Linked DNA regions of Homo sapiens: region 2 is linked to region 1. A link is a contact called in ENCODE Hi-C or POLR2A ChIA-PET data. All regions are on one chromosome and are shown on one strand. The core of a region is the stretch at or near the end of the contact, and the rest is flanking DNA. Distances in the headings are between cores, read along the strand shown. Region 1 holds the start of LINC02569 (long intergenic non-protein coding RNA 2569). Region 2 overlaps LOC100287329 (a long non-coding RNA gene).

Region 1 (3,739 bases), core at 651-3,150:
GGAACTGCTGAGAGCAAACCTACGTCTCATTCTATTCGGTCACTCCTCTGCTTACTGAGATAAATGCTATCTGATTGCCTCCTTTGGAGAGGCTAATCAGAAACTCAAAAGAGGCCGGGCACAGTGGCTCACACCTGTAATCCTAGCACTTTGGGAGGCCGAGGCGGATGGATCACCCGAGGCCAGGAGTTCGAGACCAGCCTGGCCAACATGGTGAAACCCCGTCTCTACTAAAAATACAAAAATTAGCTCAGCGTGGTGGCACATGCCTGTAATCCCAGCTATTCGGGAGGCTGAGGAATGAGAATCGCTTGAACCTGGGAGGTGGAGGTTGCAACAAGCCAAGATCGCACCACTGCACTCCAGCCTGTGCAACAGGAGCGAGCCTCCATCTCAAAAAAAAAGAAACTCAAAAGAAAGTAACCATTTGTCTCTTATCTACCTATGACCTGGAAGCCCCCTCGCCACTTGGAGTTGTCCCACCATTGCTTCAAGTTGTCCCGCCTTTCCAGACCGAACCAATGTTAATCTTACATATGTTGATTGATGTCTCATGTCTCCCTAAAATGTATAAAACCAAGCTGTGCCCTGACCAACTTGGGCACATGTCATCAGGACTTCCTAAGGCTGTGTCACCGACACACATCCTCAACCCTGACAACATAAACTTTCTAAATTAACTGAGACCTGTCTCAGATATTCAGGGTTCACACTCCCCTGGACCCCCTGACTTTCTTCAGGGCACTGGCCACTTTCTTGTCTGTCTTTGGACACTCTCCTCTAGAAGTCTTTGAAATTCTTGAGGCAGGAAGGACCAATTCCCAGCCCTGAATCTTGCATAAAGTGGGTCCTTTTTAAATGGAAATACGGCTACTCCTCAAAGGAAGGCTAGGAATTTTGCTCTGTGTGACCCTAGTCGTAGTTCTTCACAGAGGGCTCCATTTCACTTGCCTTTCCTTCTGCTTTTTTCTTCACTCGTTTCCCCACAGAGCAAGACAAAAGAAGCCGGCAAGGATGGCTCTGGTCAGGGTCTGCCTTCAGCCACCCAAATGGGATTGCAAAGAGGAGGACAGGGATGGAAAGGGGAAAGTTTGATTTGGTTTGGTTTGCTTAGTCTTTCTATTGGTACCACTTCCTTATCCCAACCTCATCATCTTCCCCGATCCCTACCAACCCACTGCAGGCATATGAGCCCTAAAATCTGGGAAAGGCTTTTTTCCCTAGGGGCCCTGGCCTCACAGACTTGCCCAGGGGGGTAAATTCTCAGTGGCTCAGTGGCACGTGCCTCACGTCCTCACCGGCAGCCTAGATAGATAGATAGATAGATAGATAGATAGATAGATAGATAGATGATAGATAGATATATAGTTTTTTTTTTTTTTTTTTTTTTGAGACGGAGTTTCGCTCTTGCCGCTGCCCAGGCTATAGTGCAATGGCGCCATCTCGGCTCACCGCAACTTCCGCCTCCCAGGTTCAAGCGATTCTCCTGCCTCAGCCTCCCGAGTAGCTTGTATTACAGGCATGCGCCACCACACCCGGCTAATTTTGTATTTTTAGTAGAGAGGGGGTTTCTCCATGTTGTTCAGGCTGGTCTCGAACTCCCAACCTCAGGTGATCCGCCTGTCTTGGCCTCTCAAGTGCTGGGATTACAGGGGTGAGCCACCGCGCCCAGCCGGGAGCCCCTATTTTAAGGACGCTATTGCTGTGGAGGAGTAACCCCACTTTTAGGAATCCTTTTCCGTGCGAAAGGCTGTTTGAGATCAGGCGCAACAACTTCTCCCGCTCAGGTTACCCTCAGAAAGGCTATGGACCCCGGACTCCGCCCCAGATTGCATAACAACTGAGGGGTGGGTCCCTATTTCCTCTCTGGGATCTGTAGCCAATCATTCACGAGGTAAACAGAACGACCGAGTTTCTCTCAGCCGAGAACTGTGGCTGCCCCTCCGGTGAAAACAGAGGAAGTGGGAGCGGCAGGAAGCGCTTTGGGACCAGGGCGACCCCTGAAGCGTAGAGGAACCAGGTCACAAGCATACGTGAATGCTCACATTCCATAGTTATCAAATGTATTCAGGTTTAAATTTTACTTTTCTAGAAAAAATGTAAATAATCCGTTGAGAATATTTAATGAAAAATGTTGGTCGTATCTTTATCTGGTCTGCGGCTCTGTCCCTGTTTCCTGGATAGGAGACTACGTCTGTATCTTGTATCACAGGAGGCACCTTCTTCCTGTTTCCTGGCACAGACTTGTAAGTGAATTTCCTGCCCGCCTCCGCCCACAGCGTAAGCCGCGCTGGAACAGCTCACTTATTGCCCCAGATGTATGTGGAGTAACCGCCTTCAGTTTCCTGGTTCTGAGTTTCCGTGTTACTCAAGCAATGCTTCTGCTGAATTTGTCTTTTTTTTTTTTTTGAGACAGAGTCTTGCTTTGTCGCCCAGACTGGAGTGAAATGGCGTGGTCTCGGCTCACTGCAGCCTCCACCTCCTGGGTTCAAGCGAGTCTCCTGCCTCAGCCTCCTGAGTGTGCAACTTATCTTTTTATTTTATTTATTTATAATTTTTTGGCTAATTTTGGCTATTTTGTGTCTGTGTGTGTATTTTTAGTAGACATGGGGTTTCACCATGTTGGGCAGGCTGGTCTCGAACTCCTGACCTCAGGTGATCCGCCCACCTCGGCCTCCCAAAGTGCTGGAATTACAGGCGTGAGCCACCGCACCTGGCCTATTTATTTATTTATTTATTTGTGACTGAGTCTCGCTCTGTCACCCAAGCTGGAATGCAATGGCGTGATCTCGGCTCACTGCTACCTCCACGCCCCAAGTTTAAACAATTCTCCTGCCTCAGCCTCCCGAGTAGCTGGGACTACAGGTGTGCACCACCACATCCAGCTAATTTTTTGTATTTTTAGTAGAGATGGGGTTTCACCATGTTGGTCAGGCTGGTCTCGAACTCCTGACCTCAAGCGATCCACCCACCTTGGCCTCCCAAAGTGTTGGGATACAGGCGTGAGCCACTGCACCTGGTTGAATTTCTCCTTTTAATTGGAGGTTTCATTTTATTTTTCTTTATTTATTTTTTTGAGACGAAGTTGCACTCTTGTTGCCCAGGCTAGAGTGCAGTGGCGCGATCTGGGTTCACTGCAACCTCTGCCTCCCAGATGCAAGTGATTCTCCTGCCTCAGCCTCCTGAGTAGCTGGGAATACAAGCACCCACCACCATGCCCAGTTAATTTTTGTACTTTTAGTAGAGACAAGGTTTTGCCATGTTGGCCAGGGTGGTCTCAAACTCCTGAGCTCGTGATCTGCCCACCTCAGCCTCCCAAAGTGCTGGGATTACAGGCGTGAGCCACCGTGCCTGGTCTCGTTCTTTATTTTTTATTTTATTTTTTGACACCAGATCTGCTCTGTTACTCAGGCTAGAGTGCAGTGGCATTGAGAGGTGACAACCTGCTAGCAGCCCTTGCTTGCTCTTGGCGCCTCCTCGGCCTCGGTGTCTGCTCTGGCCGGGCTCGAGGAGCCCTTCAGCCCACTGCTGTGCTGTGGGGGCCCCTCTCTGGGGCTGGCTGAGGCCGGAGCCGTCTCCCTCTGCTTGGGGGGAGGTGTGGAGGGAGAGACGCCAGTGGGAACAGGGGCTGCGCGTGGTGCTCCCGGGCCAGTGGTGTTCCGGGTGGGTGCGGGCTAGGCAGGCCCTGCACTGGGGGCAAGGTTGGCGTCGCCTGCTGGGCTTGATGGGGGGGTGGGGG
Region 2 (3,739 bases), core at 759-3,258, 1.1 Mb after region 1:
CGACGCAAGTGGATCACCTGAGGTCAGGAGTTCGAGACCAGCCTGGCCAAGATGGTGTACTTTCTCTACTAAAAGTACAAAAATTAGCCAGGCATGGTGGCATGCACCTATAATCCCAGCTACTCAGGAGGCTAAGACAGGAGAATCGTTTGAACCCGGGCAGCAGAGGTTGCAGTGAGCTGAGATTACGCCATTGCACTCCAGCCTGGGCAACAGAGTGAGACTCCGTCTCCAAAAAAAAGAAAGAAAAAAAATCCAGGGCCAGTGTGGTGACTCATGCCTGTAATCCCAAAACTTTGGGAGGCTGGCCCAGCATGGTGGCTCACACCTGTAATCCCAAAACTTTGGGAGGCTGAGGCAGGCGGATCACCTGAGGTCAGGAGTTTGAGATCAGCCTGACTAACATGGTGAAACCCCATCTCTACTAAATACAAAAAATTAGCCGGGAATGGTGGCATGCACCTGTAATCCCAGCTACTTGGGAGGCTGAAGCAGGAGAATCGCTTGAACCCAGGAGGCAGAGGTTGCAGTGAGATGAGATCAGTCATTGCACTCCAGCCTGGGCAACGAGCGAAACCGCCTCTCAAACAAACAAAAAAAAACTTTGGGAGGCCAAGATGGGCAGATCACTTGAAACCAGGAGTTCGAGACCAGCCTGAGCAGCATAGACCCTGTCTCAACAAAAATTTTAAAATATTTTTTAAAATTAGCCAGGCACAGTGGCACACACCTGTAGTCCTAGATACTTGGGAAGCTGAGGTGGAAGGATGACTTGAGCCCATGGTTTTGAGGTTGCAGTGGGCTATGATGGTGCCACTGCACTCCAGCCTAGGCCACAGAGCAAGACACCATGTCAAAAGAAAAAAAAATCCAATCACCTCTGCTCACCTCCCTCTTTCTCTCTCTCTCTCTCTCTCCCTCCCCCTCTCTCCCCTGCAACACACACACACACACACACACACACACACACGCACGCATGCACGCACCACACACTCTGACGACCTTTAAAGGCTTCCTGTGGCTGGATGAAATCTAGAGGCTTTACCCTTCTTGCATGGCCCTGCATGACCTGGCCCCTGCCCTCCTCTCTGACCTCATCTCCCACCCGCCTCCCAGTCTCTCTCTCTGCTCCAGCCACACTGGCCTTCTGTTTGTCGTCAACACCCCCAGCTTGGTTCCGCCTTCCAGCCTTTGCAGTAGCTGCTCCCTTTACCTGAAATGCTTTGCTCCCAAACTTTTACCTGGTCACTATTTTTTGTCATTTGGGTCTCAGCTCCAGTGCCACCCAAACACTCAAAGAGGATTTTGCTGACTACTGTATTTAAAAGTAGCTCCCTGCCACTCTTACAACATCAGCCTGTCTTATTTTCTCATAGTACCAATTTCTTCTTCAGTTTCTTTCTTTTCCGTCTGGCCTCACTGGAATACAAGCTCCACAGGTGCTGGTACCTTCTCTGATCCCTTTGCCTCCATGTCCCTCCTGCCTTAGGACAATGCCCAGCATGTGTTAGGCACGCAGATACTCACTAAATGGAGGAATGGATGAATAATTCATAAAGCAGGATAAAGTTCAACTTTAGGCTTGTGGCTCAGATTGGACTTACATTTAGAGTCAGATTTAAGTTTAGTGTTAGGAGTGGTGGTAAACTGGTTTCAAGATTAGCCCTAGAAACAGGGTTGGGTTGGGGTAGAGGAGAAGTTTTATTTAGGGGGTTATTAATTGGGATGTGTTTAGATTTAAGGTTAGGGTTACAGTTGGGGTTGAGTTTGAGTTGTGATTTGGGTTGAGGTTAAATTTGGGTTAGGGTTGATGTTGGTATTAAATCCCAATTCAGGTTTTGAGGCTAAGTTCAAGTTTGAAGCTAATGTCATTTCAGTCTCATTTGGAGGCTTCAGAGATTTCACTAGTTTCTCCACAAAGACCACTATAAAGACTGTATTTCCCTGAGTCTGGGGCACAAGACTCCAGTCATCAGCTCTCCCACCCAGGGAAAGTCCCAAACCAACTGCTGGCCTGCCCAAGAAAGAAACCAAATTCATACAACCTCCGAAACTGAGATTGAAACCAAGATTGGCCCATCTCAAGGAGCATCCTTCGCATATCTCACATGCACGTGACACTGAGCCTCAGCCCAGTCTTACCCTTCCTTCCTCTGTGTCTCTCATGTCTCCCCATCACCCTTCTTGCCTTCCCTTTTTTGTCTTTCAATGTCCCATTCTTCCTCTTTAATTTAAATTTCTCTCTGTGTCTCACTGTTAATTGCAATACCTTTTTTTGTTTGCTTGTTTTGTTTTGTTTTGTTTTTTGGTTTGTTTGTTTGAAATGGAGTCTCACTTTGTTGCCCAGGCTGGAGGGCAGTGGCACGATCTCGGCTCACTGCAACCTCCGCCTCCTGGGTTCAAGCAGTTCTCCTGCCTCAGCTTCCCTAGTAGCTAGGATTACAGGCGCGTGCCACCATGCTCGGCTAATTTTTTGTATTTTTAGCAGTGATGGAGTTTCACCGTATTAGCCAGGATTGTCTCTATCTCCTGACCTTGTGATCTGCTCGCCTCAGCCTCCCAAAGTGCTGGGATGACAGGCATGTGCCACTGCTCCTGGCCTTGTAATAACATTTTATATTTTAATATAGCTCAGCTGGGGTCCCAGTCCATCAGCTCATACCATTAGAGAAGCAGAAAGAGACAACAGGAAGCAAAAAGGACCCTGAGAGAAAGGGCAACACAGAGAAAAAGAAAGGAGCAGGGGCTAAAAGGGAAACCCACACTGACACAAGAGATAATAAGGTTAAAAGAATGAGAAGAAGGTTGGGCGCAGTGGCTCACGCCCATAATCCCAGCACTTTGGGAGGCCAAGGCTGGTGGGTCACCTGTGGTCAGGAATTCAAGACCAACCTGGCCAACATGGTGAGACCCCGTCTCTACTAAAAATACAAAAAAAAATTTGGCGGGCTTGGTGGCGTGTGCCTGTAATCCCAGCTACTCGGGAGGCTGAGGCAGGAGAATAGCTTGAACCTGGGAGGCAGAGGTTGCAGTGAGCCAAGATCGTGCCACTGCACTCCAGCCTGTGCGACAGTGAGAAACTGTCTCAAAAAAAAAAAAAAAGGAAAAGAAATTTTCTGACCTATCTCATCTGATAGTAGGTTATAAGACCCTCATTCCAGAAGAGGTTCTGCCCTATACCTGGGAGGAAGGAATGCTGTACAGAGAGACCAAGAAGAATATGGCCAGGCCTTGCTGGGATCCCCCCAGTCCCAGTCTGTGACCATTAGATGATACTCCTTTTGTTCAATTACATTTCTGCACAGCTGTTCATTCTTCATCAAATCTAAGCATAAAAATAGTTTTCCCCTGGGTCCTTGGGTCTTCATTTCTGAAGGCTCCCATGTCACCTAAAACTTTGATTAAATAAATGTATTATGCTTTTCTCTTGTTAATCTGTCTTTTATTATAGGAGTATTGGCCATAACCCTTATGATGGGTCAGGAAGGGATCACCCCTTTCTGCCCCTACAGAAATAATAGCTAAGACTAGTAAAGCATAAAAGGCAAAGGGGCAGGTCCTCAAGTAGAGAAGAACAGGAGAAATAGCTCATACACACCCAGAATGTTACTTACATGTCCCTCCATGTTACACCAAGACCCCTCAGGGACCTTGTGCCTGGGGAGAGAAGTGGTCTGCCCCATGCAACAGTGGGCTTTACCCCGGGTCACCACCAGCCCCAGCTCCAACCCCTCTAACA

What was found. Hi-C counts contacts between places; a loop is a spot of excess contacts on that map. ChIA-PET counts read pairs that join two places held with the same protein, here RNA polymerase II (POLR2A). Pooled maps may share reads with other maps.
Region 2: a pooled map shows a loop between it and region 1 (8-fold over the local background). The contact joins the enhancer-like site here to the promoter of LINC02569 in region 1. A Hi-C loop is called at or near these places in 3 of 37 single-sample maps with no recorded cell type and 5 of 50 pooled maps. POLR2A ChIA-PET finds 5 or more read pairs at or near these places in 3 of 52 experiments (B cell, PC-9 and activated CD8-positive, alpha-beta memory T cell).

Annotation. Positions count from the first base shown.
Region 1 is chr6:30,514,366-30,518,104 of GRCh38, forward strand. It overlaps LINC02569 (long intergenic non-protein coding RNA 2569), which reads left to right and starts at 1,901. Exons shown (of 2, transcript NR_149088.1): 1 at 1,901-2,246. RefSeq lists enhancers at 1-482, 3,585-3,739.
Region 2 is chr6:31,566,708-31,570,446 of GRCh38, forward strand. All of the region lies in intron 1 of LOC100287329 (a long non-coding RNA gene), which reads right to left. It also overlaps a transcript of LTA not described here. Among named protein-coding and RNA genes, the nearest start is that of LTA, 3.7 kb to the right of the region's middle. Within about 2 kb of position 2,009, at least 7 of the 41 ENCODE cell types and tissues checked have a DNase peak (open chromatin) inside an H3K27ac peak, as active enhancers do; they include B cell, where a contact is called at or near this core.